2 separate regions of the Homo sapiens genome follow, and region 2 is linked to region 1. Evidence: read pairs that join two places in POLR2A ChIA-PET (ENCODE). Cell type or tissue: HepG2. All regions are shown on one strand. Each heading gives the region's core, and the rest is flanking DNA. Links, peaks and the distances in the headings are about the cores only.

Region 1 (7,649 bases), core at 1,641-6,640:
GCTTTTAAAAATTCTTTTAGGAGGTGCAGCACACCAACATGGCACATGTATACACATGTAACAAACCTGCATGTGGTGCACATGTACCCTAGAGCTTAAAGTATAATAATAATAAAAAAAATTCTTTTAGGAGAAAAGCATTCAAAAAAGTTTGAAGACCACTGCTCTATCTCAAATGGATGCTCAATTAATGCAGTTGACCAATTGATAATCAAGGTTTTTTTTGTTCACTTGCTTTTTCATGTATTACATTTTAAGTTTCTTAAGTGCAAGGATCCTGCCTGGCTACCCTATACCCCCAAACAGCAAGAAACTCTTATGTAATTTTAGATTAAACACCTAGACTAAACACCTAGACTATTTGAAAAGTGGTACCTTTTCTTAATCATATTAATATGACCAAGAGTCATATTATTAGTCAATTGAACTGACACTGTAGGCAAATAAAAACAAGAATTAATTTTTGGAGCCATCTTTGAAGGGCTAGCCACTGTGTATCGTCATTGACTCTGGTCTATTATTCTATTCAACCAATGCCTCACAAGAATCAAGTTACAACACAACATTATGAACAGCCCATTTCTTAGGGTATGGCAAACCGATGCCTTTTCCCGCAAGGCGAGTGCCTAAAGAATTTACCAGAAAGCCTTTGACAGTGATTAATGTCAGTGAAATAGCACTTTATTGTTAGAAGACATGGGATACATATCAACATACAAAACTTAAAGCGGAAGCCAAAGTGCAATGCTTCCTTGAGCTTCATTGACCAAGACAAATGAGGTCGTGCTCAGGCACTGGTGGTGGGAAAAATGGCTTGACAAATCTGCTATGTCCAGTATCTCCAGGCTTCACGTGGCTTTTTATTTATGCCTAATTAAACTGCAAAAAAAGGAATATTAATTTGATCTGAGAGCAGAGTAGTCTACATTCTTCCTATTTTTTATGTTCATCCTGCACCCATATTTGTATAATCACACATTCTCATCTGAATTGGATCAAGAGTCTTTGTTCTGAAAAATTATTACAAATTCTTTATGGATAAGAAGACATGGATAGCCATACTAAAGACCAAAGACTTTTTTGACTGCTGTATTCTATAGCATTTGCTTTCAGGTCTGATTGCAATGTTTTGTACAAAGCACACCAGAAATACAAACTTCACTGGAATTGCAACAGCAATTCACTGTACTCATGTAATAGTAATAGCAATTCCTGACATCTTCTGATTTTGGAACAACCCTTTGTAGGTGAAAACTCTGTTCATGGCAATTTGAGCATAAACTCTCTTTCCATATTGTTGTTAAATTTTGATGTACTGGAGCTGGGAAAGAAGCACCAACTTCATGCAACTCCATGCCAAACCAACCCCCTGCCTCTGATATGCCACAATGATCTGATGAATTATAATGTTCTACATATGATCTACTTGGCTGCAAAATGTTATCAGGTATATAAGCACATACACTTGGAGGCACATGACTTTATGTATTTAATATAATCCTAATAGAAATTTCCATGAGCTTCTCAGGAACCCTGGCAACTAATCCCAAAATGAATATGAAAGAGCCAAGGACCAAGAAAAGACATGACACTCAAAAAGAAGAACCCTACAGGAGATCTTGTCCTCCAGATATTACAATTGTTCTAGGGCTATAGCAATTAAGATAGTGTGGTATTGGGATAAATCATATAGATGGACCAGGGCAACAGAATATAGAATCCAGAAACATAACACACATGCATAGAAATTTTTTTTTCCTAGAGCTGGCATTGCAGACACTTGGAGGAAATATTAATTATTTCAATATGTGGTTATGGGGAAAACATATTACTCATGTGTTAAAAAAATAAAATTGGACCTCTTATATCACACAAAAAGCCAATTTCTGGTGTACTAAAGACTTAAATTTGAAAAGCAAAATTACAAAACTTATCAAAAATTAATATACATTGATAATTTTATAGCTTCCTAGTTTATAAAGACTTTCTAAATATGTATATTATAAATAGAATGATTCTTAAAATGAGATCAACCACATTAAAATTAAGAATTTACGTTCCTTAAAATGCACTGTAATGACCAACCTGGGAAACAGTAGGATGCCGTCTCTACAAAAAATTAAAAATCAGCTGGGCATGGTAGTACACACCTGTAGTCCCAGCTGCTTGGGAGGCTGAGGTGTGAGGATCGCTTGAGCCTGGTAGGTCAAGGCTGCAGTGAGCCATAATCGTGCTACTGCACTCCAGCCTGGGCAAGAGTGAGAGCCTATCTCAAAAAATAAAAAATAAAAATAAAAGACACTGTAATGAAAGTAAAAAAATAAGTGTCAGAAACTGGGAGAAGGTACTCATAACATAGAGAATTAAGCCCCAGAATATACAAAGAACTCTATAAACCTGTAAGAAAAAAATGAACAATCCAACTGATGAATGAGCAGAAATGTTACATGTGTGTTTCACAGAAGAGAAAGAAATGGCAACAAATACATGGAAAATGCTCAATCTTACTAGAAATTGGGGAGAAATTAGAACAGCAGTGATCAGATGCCATTTTATATTTACCACACACACAAGAAGTAAGAATCCTGACAATACCCGATGTGACTGAGAATGTGCAGCAGTAGTTACACCACTTTGGAAAATAAGTTGGCATCATTTAGTAAATACAAAAAGTAGCTGAACTCTCTGACCCAGAAATTTCACCCCTAGGTATATTCCCTAGAGGAATTCTTGCACTGTTTACTAGGAGGCATGGAAAAGAATGTTTATACCAGCACTGTTTGTAATTGGAGAAAAAAAAAAACTGAAAACAGACCAAATGTTGATTAACAATGGAATAAATTGTGGTGTATTCACAATGAATACATCAATGAAGAAATAAAAAAGCTACAGATGGCTGGGTGTGGTGGCCCATGCCTGTAATCCCAGCACTTTGGGAGGCCAAGGCGAACAGATCACCTGAGGTCAGGAGTTCAAGACCAGCCTGACCAACATGGTGAAACCCCCTCTCTACTAAAAATACAAAAATTAGCCAGGAATGCTGGTGGGCACCTGTAATCCCAGCTACTTGGGAGGCTGAGGCAGGGAGAATTGCTTGAACTCGGGAGGCAGAGGTTGCAGTGAGCTGAGATTGTGCTGCTGCACTCTAGCCTGGGCAACAGAGCGAGACTCCATCTCAAAAAAAAAGCTACACAGATGAGATTTAGAAAGGAAATGTTAAGTTAAAAAGCAACTGGTGGAAGAATATATGCAGAATGACTCAATTTACATAGCATTCAAAACACACAAAACTAAATACATTTAGGAGGATATAAATACATGAAGTTAAAACTATAGAGAAAAGCAAAGAGATAATGAATACAAAAATCTAGTTAGTAGTTGTCTCTGATGGGAGAGGGAGAGGGAAGAGGTTGGGAAAGAGTGCTTTAAAGCTTTCTAAAGTAATGGTAATGCACTCTTCAAGTGGGTGGTTGGTAATGAACACCTGTCGTACTCTTATTATTTAACACCCCCCCCCCCGCAAGTGTTTTAAGCTCTTTATTTTGAAATAATTTCATACTCATATAGAAATTTCAAATAGAAATTTGAGTTCAATGAGTTCCTATGAGCCCTTCATCCAGCTTCCTCCAATGATATAATCTTGCATAAGACAAGTTCAATTCACAACACCAGGAAACTGACATTGAACTAAATGGCAGGCTTTATTCAGATTTCACTAGTTTTTACATATACAATTTTTGAGAGTGTGTATGTAGCTCTTTGACATTTTATTGCATGTATAGATTCCTGTAATTGCCATCACAATCAGAATACAGAGCTGATCCATTAACACTAAGAAACAATTTCCTTCCTCTTGAGAGTCCTACCCTCCTCCCAGCCCTAAGCCCTGGCAACCACTTATTGGCTTTTATCACAATAATTTTGTTACCCTACATATATATTTTAATGTTTTTTAGTATCTATTTAATTTTTTTCTTTTTTTTGAGACAGTCTCACTCTGTCACCCAGGCTGGAGTACAGTGGCACGATCTTGGCTCACTGCAAGCTCCACCTCCTGGGTTCACACCATTCTCCTGCCTCAGCCTCCAGAGTAGCTGGGACAACAGGCGTGTGCCATCATGCCTGGCTAATTTTTTGTATTTTTAGTAGAGACAGGGTTTCACCATGTTAGCCAGGATGGTCTTGAACTCCTGACCTCAGGTGATCTGCCTGCCTCGGCCTCCCAAGTGCTAGGATTACAGGCGTGAGCCACCACACCCAGCTGTACCTATTTAATATTTTAAACAACCACCTGCCCCCCCTCCCCTCCTCTGACCACACACACACACACACACACACACACACACACACATACACACACACAGTTTCAGAAGAGAAAAATGCTTAGAACCTGTAAAGATTATCCTCACATCCACCATTAGCTCTCTTAGTGAAATTTTCCCAGGCTTACTCAATTACAAGTAATTTCATGTTCACCCAGTTCACTTCCTTCACCCACTCTTATAAGACCAAAGATAAAGATGTGCACACATTTTTTTTTTTATTCTCTAGAGGGTCATCTTAGAATCAAAAGACCACTCTGTTTTCCCAAACCTCCCCCCAGCCAGGAGTTTGTCAGGTTTTTTTTTCATATTTTCAAAGTATCAAATTTTTACTATATTGATACTTTCTACAGTATATCTGTTTTCTATTTCCTTAATCTCCAATCTTTTCATTGGTATCTCCTACCTCCTTAATAAATTTAATTTACTGTTCTTTATCTCAGACCTCTGCAATGGGGAAGACATTTATTACAGTCTCCGTTTCAGAGAATAAAGCTAGCCCAGCCTGGGGAAGTTTTACACAACAGATTAAACACAGGTGGAAAAATCACAGACACAATCACAGACACACTGAGAGTCACTGATCTTGACTGATCAAACCTAACACTTAAGTCATGCCCTGCACTTTCCATTCCTTTCCCCCCAGGCTGGTTTGCTCCTGTTTTTGCAGATTCCCTGGCAGATCCCAGGCTCCTGACGTCTGGCTGCTCCAGACACAGCCAGTTTAGGTTGAAACTAAATGATCTCATTCACCTGAACCTCAGTGTAGTTGCCTGCCTTTCCTGGAATCCAACCCACCTCTTCCTTAATCAGATCCTTTTCCTCCACCCAGCCTCCTGGGGAGAAAGCCTTCCCCTCCTCTAAACTTTTATTTAAAAACAAGCAAAAAAAATGGCTTCCCATTTGTGCTCTTATGACTCCCCTTGATGCTTACTGCATTTTTCAAACCTGGTTCAAAACAGCTCCACTCCTCACCCCTATTTTTATTCTTTCCCCTGGTTCTCCTCTTTTGCCTGAGGTGTGTTTTGTTTGTTTTGTTTCCATTTTTCAATGCTCACCCAGGCATGTATAGGCAGACTCTGTTTTCACCACAACCAACCAATTCTTGGAATCTTCCTCCTAAAGACAGTTATGTTTCCTTCTAAGAACAATGACAACATTGGGGATTGCATTCTTGAAGAAAGCTCAACAATAATTAAATGAGTTTATTAGTGTATTCCTTAGGATAGCATCATGTGATTTGAAAATGGGTCTATGGACAAATAAATCTGAGTGACAATGGATTTAACAGAGTGCTTCCCAAACTCTGACATGCAAGAATACCCAGATCTTTTTTGTGTTACCCACATACCTCCTTTTTTTGGAAGGCAGGTTTCTATGGAAGGCATCTTGAGTGTAGAACAACCACTGAATTAAGACATGTGTATGACAATAACATGTTATTTTTTAAGAAACCAAGTTAAAAGAGCTGAAGGTTCTGTTCTCCAACTTCTATGACATGAGCACAAACACATTCCATGTGATGAATATGCTATTTGCTCTTAGATCCACCGTCCACCCTGCCACCTCCCCAAAGGAGCTGACCTATAAAGAACAGGCTCCCTTGTTCTTCATTCCAGTCTCTTCCTTGATGCCAAGAATACTCCCCAATAAAACTCTTGGATCCATCTCAGAATCTACTTTCCAGAGAATCGGCCTATGACAAGAGTCAAATAACTCTATAGATTTTATGAGAAAGAGCAGCCTTTCTTTTTGCTCTCATTACCAGTTTTCCAGAGGCAATTAGTTTCAGCTCCTCTGATATATTATTTGCGTATCCCTGGAAAAAATGTTTATATTGCTACTTTTTAAAAATTTTTCTGTTTTAGCATTACCATCAACTTACCTCTATGGAAACTGAACATATTGCTCTCTTACACATACACACATACAGGGATTGAGAGAGAGAGAGAGAACAATTCCCATCTACCCACCATCCCAGTAAACTTAGAATCAGTGCCCAGTAAACATGTTATTATGACAATACATAAGTGACAAAGAAAGCTCAGTAATATAATAGAATATGATTGCTTTTCCCCTTACATTTTCTTTCCCTAAAGTGAATGTCTGACTTGTTTTTCCATTTGCTTAGTTTTCTATGTATTTATCACTAATTTCCAAACACTCCCCCTGTAAATCTCCTCTTTATACATTCAAACAAATTAAGTACACTATCACTTTTACTTTTTGGAAGATGTCTCTTCTAGAACCTTCTGGACCACATTAATTGGATGATCGATACCTAGGATTGCCTACTGTTTTCTTGGAATCTCCTTTCCCATTAATTTAGAGACTTCCTTTACATCTTTCTTGCATTGAATCTCTTGTTTCACTCTTTCTTGGTTTACTTCCTTGTTCTGGTGGAGCCCATCTATCAGTACTTTCCTTGGAAAGGGTGCATGGTAAGTAAATTTTTTGAGATCTTGTTTATCTGAAAAATAGTTTATTTTACCTTTATAGTTGGTTGATGTAGGAAGATAATAGATCTAATGACTTCTCCTCCTTTAAGCAGATGTCATTAAAAAAAAAAACTCTTCTTCCTTTTATTGTATCTCTCTAGCTCCTAAGGTCTCCATAGTTAAAGAAAAAAAAAAAAGCCATGAATAGAGACTTTAATTCACAGGTTAAAGATGTCCTTGGTCTAGAAATATCTTCACACAATATAGCTAAGTATCAATTTAGGTAATATGAGGAATTACTTTTTAAAGGCAACTTAACTTTTCAATTATTTTTTAAAGCTGAGTTCACTTTTACTTCATGATTTAATTTTAGATGTCTAGTTTCAAATAGTTTTATTCCCAGAAAAACTATACTTTATTATGTAGATACTAATGAGGAATTCCAAATCTCCTCCTAAAATACAGAAGTAATCCTATAAAAAGTACAAAAGTCTAAAGATGTGCCACAGTAAAAGTTTTCATGTTATGGAATACCATGCAGCTATAAAAAAGAATGATATCACGTTCTCTGTAGGAACATGGATGGAGCTGGAGACCATTATTCTTAGCAAACCAGTGCAAGAACCAAAAACCAAAGACCGCATGTTCTCAGCTTGGCCAACATGGTGAAACCCTGTCTTTACTAAAAACACAAAAATTAGACAGGCATGGTGGCACATGCCTGTAATCCCAGCTACTCGGGAGGCTGAGGTGGGAAGATCATCTGAGCTCAGGAGGCGGAGGATGCAGTGAGCTGAGATCATGCCACTGCACTTCAGCCTGGGTGACAGAGCGAGACTCTGTCTCACTGCCCCTCCCCCCTGCCAAAAAAAAGACAGCATGTTCTCAC
Region 2 (7,649 bases), core at 928-5,927, 670 kb before region 1:
CCCTATTAAGAACCTAAAAAGATATGGGTGAAATAAATTTTAATAATGTAGTTATTTAACCCTATATAGCCAAAATATTATTTTAACATGTAATCAATATAAAATGTTAAGGAGATACTTTGTAAATGTTTTGGGTACAAAATCTTCAAAATCTGCTGTGTATGTTGTACTCACAGCACACTGTAATTTAGACCAGCTACATTTCAAGTGTTCAGTAGCCACACGTGGCTGGTGGCTCCTGTATTGATCAGAAGCACTCTAGGAAGATCCATTGCTTCAACATATCACGGCTGCTTTCATCCATCTTCACCCTGCCTCTCTCTCTCTGACCATTCTGTAACCTCTCCCTTCCTTCCTTCTTTCTACTTGCCCCCATTTTCCCTAACTCCTTTCCCAGTACTCCCCACTCTTTCTTTGCTCCTTTTCTTTCTTATGTCAGTGACTTTTTCACTGGATAGTAGAGCCAGAAAGAAAGGAACAAAAAGAGCTTACTTTTGTGCTAGAATAGAAGAGATACAGGAGCAAACAGTATGTAGTTCTAGCCCAAACCATACCAAATCAAGTTCCAGGAAGAAATAACATTGCTAAGTAAATTTTGTTTGGAAAGGAGGTCATTAAATTAATTTAATTCATAATAAAATAAGAAACACTAACTATTCTCTATGATTTAATGACTCTATGCACACGTGTATCAAATTTTCCAACAGTAGCCATACCAGATTTCTTTCAGTGGCATAGAATCTATTTAATTGCTTGATCTTTGTAAACTAGCATCCAAGCTCATGCAGAATGTGTGGGAAGCATTCTCAGATGCTACACTTCTCTTTGCCACCGAAAGCCTCACCGACTCATATCCCTGTTTCTCAGAAACAGGAATAAGGAGATACAGTCACACACTGCATAATGATGCTTTGCCCAGTGATGGTCCACATGTAGGACGGTGGTCTCATATGAAAAAACCAGTAGGGAACAGTGGCATGTGCCTGTAATCCCAGCTACTCAGGAGACTAACATGGGAGGATCACTTGAGCTCAGAAGTTTGAGGCTACAATGAGCCACAACTGTGCCACTGCACTCCAGCCTGGGTGACAGAGCAAAACTCTGTCTCAAAAAGAAAAAAAAAAAGAAAAAGAAAGTCTAGCACAACTATTATGCATTGTACATGTACATAATACTTAAAAATGATAATAAACAACGTTACTGACTTATACATAATTTTCATCACTATTTTAGAGTACTCCTTTTACTTATTTAAAAAAAAAACTGTAAAACAGCCTCAGGAAGGTCCTTTAGGAGGTATTCCAGAAGAAGGCATTGTTATCGTAGGAGACAACAGCTTCACGCGTGTAACTGCCTCTGAAGACCTTCCAGTGGGACAAGATGTGGAAGTGGAAGACAGTGATATTGATGATCCTGACCCTGTGTAGGCCTAGGCTAATGTTTGCATTTGTGTCTTAGTTTTTAACAAAAAAGTTTAAAAAGTAAAAAAGAATTTAATAGAAAAAAGCTTATAGAGTAAAGATATAAAGAAAGAAAATATTTTTGTACAGCTGTACAATGTATTCGTGTTTTAAGCTAAACGTTATTACAAAAGAGTCAAAAAGTTAAAAAAATTAAAAAGTTTATAAAGTAAAAAAGTTTCAGTAAGCTAAGGGTAATTTATTATTGAAGAAAGAAAAAAATTTTAAATAAATTTAGTGTAGCCTAAGTGTCCAGTGTTTATAAAGTCTACGGTTGTGTACAGTAATGTCCTAGGCCTTCACATTCACTCACCACTCACTCACTCACTCACCCAGAACATCTTCCAGGCCTGCAAGCTCCAATCACGGTAAGTGCCCTATACAAGGGTACCCGTTTTAATGTTTTATACTGTATTTTTACTGTATCTTTTCTATGTTTAGATTCAAAAATGCTTACCATTGTGTTATAATTGCCTACAATATTGAGTACAGTAACATGCTGTACAGGTTTGTAGGGTAGGAGCAATAGGCTATACCTTATATCCTAGGTGTATAGTAGGCTATACCATCTAGGTTTGTGTAAGTACACTATGATGTTCACACAAGGACAAAGTCGCCAAATGATGCATTTCAGAAGGAATGTATCCCTACCATTAAGTGACGTATGACAATAGTTTCTTTTCCCCTCTTCCCTCCTCTTTGATGTTGAAGAATGGCTTGGCAGAGCCTGGAGGTCAGTCACATAATGAAATGGTTGACTCCTAACTCTAAGATGTGGATTTCTTTGGTACAGAGAGCTGTTCTTCAAAGTCTTAAATATACAAGAATCCCAGCTTGGGCTCCCAGAGATATTAGGTGTTTTTCTCACCTCCTTATTTCCCTCTTGTTCAATAGTATTCACTATTCCATTGTGAAGTCTCCCCCAGGTCATTTTTGGTTGATTCTGGGCATCTTTCTTGATCATCCCAGCTCTTCCCACTGGTTGGGATACACTAGGAGCTTTTCCAAAATTTGATCTTGGGCTCTGCTATACCGGCATGCTGCCTCAAACAGACAGTCCCTTGACTTACCATAAGTCAATTCCATTGTCCAGCTTCTTAAATAGAAATCATTTGGTCGTTTTAATATTTTGACTGCTCATTCCTGCATTTATATATAATTATGCTTAGACTGCCTTTTTCTACCATGTGCAAATTCAACATGAAAACACTTCTCTCTTTAGCTTTAGCCTCACTGGCTATGCTGAGCCAAAGCTTTTGTTTTCTGTCTAGCTTATCCACCACCCACTTCATTTGACCTTATAAACATGTTTAAATAGATTTCTCGGATAATGACCATTCTAGCTGGCAACTTCCCGTTTAGATATTATAGCAGGCACAGTGCAAATTAGAGGGCAGAGCAAAAGCACTAAGAATCATGAGACCCTGGATAAATATAGTAGACCCGCTCAGCCTCATAGGACAAGGCTGGGTTCTTACCCCAGTTTACCCACTGACTCAGGGGGTGACTCTGGGGAAGTCCGAGTAAAACAATCATTGGTTTCATCTACTGGTGACTCAGTCATGTTGATCTCGATAAATGGGGGCAAAAGAAGGAGTCCGCTGTCACGGAGACACCTCATTTCCATCCTGGATATTTCACTGTTCCCTGGGTTGGCCTCTGAGTTCACTGGGAGGAAAACAAAGATGCCCTTTGTGCACTATTGAAGGCAGGCTGGGGCAACTGGCCGTATCAGCAATGAGAGGAATCTTTTAAAGGTTAGCAGATGGGCAAATAGGAAGAGCTGTTCAACCTGATATTAAAAGGTTGCGTTTCAAAGGTGGCTTTGTTCAATTCGGTGTTATCTTGCTTTAATATTTTCCACTGCTCTGCGATTTTGCTAATAGACCGTTCCACCAGTGATGAGAGCATTCAGTGAGAGCCTGGTGTTCTGCTCAGTACCAAGTGCAGCACTTTCACATGCTTGATGCTCAATGAATGTTGAAGGAGAGAGTGAATGGATACAGAGCTGAATGAGTAGGTATGGTTACATTGTAAATGGCCTTGCTCACATTCTTTGACAGCAGCTTTCTTTGCTGACTTGATTTTCCAAATGTCAGAATTGTCAAATCTGAGCTTCTTCAAGTTTTCTTTCTTTTCCTGATTTCTAGAGTAAGGGTTGGTTTAGTAAGCATTTTCAGTGACTCTCTGATCATCTGATGGGTCTTTTAGATTCAGCTATTTGCAGGAGATCATATTTTTGTGACCTAGAAGGGAAATTTTTTTGGATAAATTTTCATGAGTCTTTATTAAATAAACTTAGCATATCCTCCTTCCTCATTCCATAGAAATAGATCTCCATACTTTCTGAGTTGGAATAAGGAAATGAAATAATATAATATATAAAGTTGTACAGTAATTTGATGAGCAACTAGATTAATTGTTCTTCAAAATGCAGAAAATAAACCAGTATACTAAAGGAAAAATGCAACTTGCAAAATAAATTACTGTATAAAAAAACTTAAACATTCATATTTTTCCCTTTGAGGGAGAAGAGGCAACTTCAGATGGGTGAATGACATCATTGTTGACTAGTTAATAAAATCATCTTATATAATATAGTTCTTATACACTTTTTTTGTTGTCCTGAATACCTTTACGTCCTGATAAAAATTGCTTGAGGCATGAGGAACAAGTGTTCGGTACTCTTTGAAGAGATGTGGTAACTAAGCATTGGGGGTTGGCCTTGTTGCCTAAGATCACACAGTTTGCAGCTGAACTGAAACTAGAAACCGGGGATGCTGGATCAGAGTCCAGTACTCTTTAGAATATTAGAAAGAAGGAAAGTCAGCTGGGTGCGGTGGCTCGCACCTGTAATCTCAGCTCTTTGGGAGGCTGAGGCAGGCAGATCACTTGAGGTCAGGAGTTTGAGACCAGTCTGGCCAACATGGTGAAACCCCGTCTCTACTAAAAATACAAAAATTAGCCAGGAGTGCTGGCACATGCCTGTAATCCCAGCTACTTGGGAGACTGAGGCAGGAGAATTGCTTGAACCTGGGAGGGGGAGGTTGCAGTGAGCCGAGATTGGGCCATAGCATTCCAGCCTGGGCGAAGAAGCGAGACTCCATCTCAAAAAAGAAAGAAAGAAAGAAAGTCAGATGCACAAAATATGAATGGAAGAAGAGCTAATAATAATGAAATGTTTTTGGTAGGGTTTACCTCAATGAAAAGCAAAATCACCTCCACTATTTTCTCCCAATTGAATGAAATGTTCTAAGTATCAATCTAGGAGTTCCATAAAAGCAAGGACTGTGCCTCCTTCAGATCTCCTGGATCTAACCCAATTTCTCATGTAGTAGGTCCTAAACACATGCTTGATGAATGAATAGATAACTTTCCACAATGTCTTCTGTTGTTAGCTCCTTCTCTTATCCCTTAATAATCCTTTCACATATTTCCTCCCTCTGGGTGGACCATAAGTCAACTTCAAGATTAGACATGTGGCATAACATCATTGTGAATACATATTTATTGAGCACAGTGAGGAAGCAAGAGTTGAAGCAAGGGTTATATTTGTCTTCTTGGATTCCACTCCTTCATAAATAAAGAAAACACAACTAGTAGAACTTTTGGGGTTGAAGAGACTTTAGAGATCATGTAGTATATTTCCTTCAGCTGAAGTGCAAAGGTATGAAATGGCTAAGGAAGGCCTCATAAGGAGATGGGAGCAGTGCTGATATGAGATTGGCATCTCCCAAATTCCAGTCCCGTGTTTGTTCTAATGCACCACCTCTTGCCTTTCTGGTGCATGTGTATATGTGTATATATCTATATCCATATCCATATCTATAGCTATCTTGAAATGAGTTGGTCATTCTTGTCTAAATTTGAGTAACATCAAGGTCCCCGAAATTCAACAGGAAGGGTAACATATATTGCAAATGGTCTCTTTTCAATGAAATATGTTTTTGATTAGTATCTTATCAACAGTTTTCATAAGCAGTATAAGAAATGAAAATGATCACGTAGCACTAGTTGGACATTCACTTTGACTGCTTGTCAATCATTAAGTGTTCATTCACATGCCATGATGGACTGTAGGGCACCCTGTTGGATGCTGGAGGAGTAGGGATAAGAAGAAGGATGAGGCAAAATCCCTGTCTTCAAGGATCATGCAGTCAGTTTGGAAAATTAATATTTACATAAAAATGAATAACATGAGTGTCCATTAAATGGTAGAAGTGCAGGTAATAGTGCTGCCATCTCACTGCATTAGGGAGGCCTTTCTGGAGGAGGATGTATTTATGCATATAAAGGATTGGCCAAGCTAAAACAAGTGAAGGAGACTACTTTGGTGGGTCAGGGATGCAGAGAAAATGACAAAATCAAATGCCAATAATTCTAATGGTTTTCAAGATTCCTTAAAGTATTTTGGCCATCGGTTTTCAAGTATAGACTATAATTTGCACTACGTATGTACTAATCCTATTGTATTTAGGTTTTAGCGTTGACTCTCACAAAACCATAATCTGAAAGGCTCCTGTGACAGGCATTGACAGCTATATAGAACAACCTTTGGCTAAAGGATGGGCATCTCTGACCAGTAGTGTAGTGGCCACTTCTCTGCTCTTCTCACGTCCCCTCAGATCCATTGTGCCATGTTGGTGTGCCTTTCCCCTAGCTTCTCTGTGATTTTGTTTCTAGGTTCACCCTTGTGACTCTCTCAGAGGACTGCCCCATTGTCTGCAAGCCTGAAAACCAGAAGTGCCTAAGGGGTTGCATCCTCCCTGCACAGCCATTAGCCAATGACTGGCAAAGGAGAGGGAAAGCTCGGATCCATTGCCTCGTTTGGGAAAAACTCGGAGACATGATTCGCACTCTGGAGTTTTCCTGCAGGATCAGGCCTACATCCCCTTTCTGAAATTTCTCATAAACCACGGTCCCCTGCTTGGCTTTTTCCCCTTCCCTGCCCATCATCCATCTTCCTCTACTTCTCTCCTTCATTTCAGAATCTGCATCTGAGAAAACTGCCCTAAGATAAGGAATATGCTTATCTTCCAATTTGAGTTCTGTAAACAACAGCCAAGAGAGCAGGGGTGACGATACAGCTGAGCCACAATCAAGTTTCTTATTATTTTCCAGGCACAGAAGATTCCAGTCCACATCCTTTCTTCCTTTCATTCCCAAGATATAGCAATAGAAGTCTGAAGACGGTAAACTCTAATAACTGTTCCCTGAATAGAAAATAACAAGCCTTCCCCTCCATACCTAACAGTCCCCAATACAATTGGTGTTCATAATATGCAGTTTGAAGACAATGATGACCAATGACCAAAGGCATAATCTGAATCACAGCCCTATATCAGTGCTCTGGACCCACATATCCTCTTGCTTACCCAGTGATGTTTACCAGGAGGCATCTTGCCAGAAAGGAAATCAGCTGTGGGGGCTATACAGTTCCAGGAGCCAGCCCATCAAGAAGGCATTTGTGAGTTTCAGGGCGTGGGGATACAGTGGAACAAAAGTGGTGTCTGTTTGCTTGCATCATGGAAGCAGCATTGGAAGAAATCACTCCTGACCAACCGATGCCAGTTGGTGGAGCCCAGATTTTTAAAACTAGCTGATTGCCCATCAAGAAGGATGTCCAAGGGATGAACCCACCAGCCTGACTCTCTCCCTCCCTCTGTTTGATTTTTTCAGGAGTGCTACTCTGTGATAGGCTGCACTCATGTGATGATTACTGTATTGTGCATTTGCTGATTCTTATGATGTACAGACTTTCCAAAGCTCAGCTGCTTTATAATGTCCAAATTAATACCAACAGCATTTCTGGGAAGAGGAAGGGAACTACTGTGACATATGGACCAAATCTGATGATTCACATAAAACTCATCATCATTATTTTACCTCCTTTGTCCCCTTCTAGTCCTTTAAGAAATAAGAATCAATCATTGTCACATTGTCTAGTTATTTATGCTGTACTTACCCAAAAAGGTAAGTTTACATCTCATGAATTTTGACTTATTGAGAAGAAATCCAATCTCAGTCCTGGATTGAGACTGTTCTTGTTGTTAATTAATGAAAACTGAATTATAGATTGTTTTGTACAAAAAGTGTTATTGAAAGAAATGTCACACTAAAAGGTATATCAAAAGCCTTGAAAAAATTCAGATTCATTGTGTTTAGCATTAGTCTCATCCATCATTCTGG

Evidence for each region. ChIA-PET counts read pairs that join two places held together with the same protein. Peaks named below come from ENCODE experiments on the same cell type or tissue, not always from the same donor. Only the 100,000 strongest peaks of a DNase experiment are listed, where the experiment ranks them.
Region 2: POLR2A ChIA-PET joins it to region 1 with 11 read pairs; 2 of 35 experiments call an interaction of 5 or more read pairs at or near these places.

The regions. Positions count from the first base shown.
Region 1 is chr5:38,811,446-38,819,094 of GRCh38, forward strand. The region is part of intron 1 of OSMR-DT (OSMR divergent transcript); the gene reads right to left. Among named protein-coding and RNA genes, the nearest start is that of OSMR-DT, 31 kb to the right of the region's middle. In HepG2, for the core only: no CTCF peak of the experiment used is centred there; no DNase peak of the experiment used is centred there.
Region 2 is chr5:38,145,122-38,152,770 of GRCh38, forward strand. All of the region lies in intron 2 of LINC02107 (long intergenic non-protein coding RNA 2107), which reads left to right. It overlaps LINC02119 (long intergenic non-protein coding RNA 2119), which reads left to right and starts at 3,359. Exons shown (of 2, transcript NR_134272.1): 1 at 3,359-3,480; 2 at 6,144-7,649. RefSeq lists a silencer at 2,946-3,240. In HepG2, for the core only: no CTCF peak of the experiment used is centred there; DNase peaks (open chromatin) are centred at 2,110, 3,200 and 4,190; H3K4me3 peaks cover 876 bases.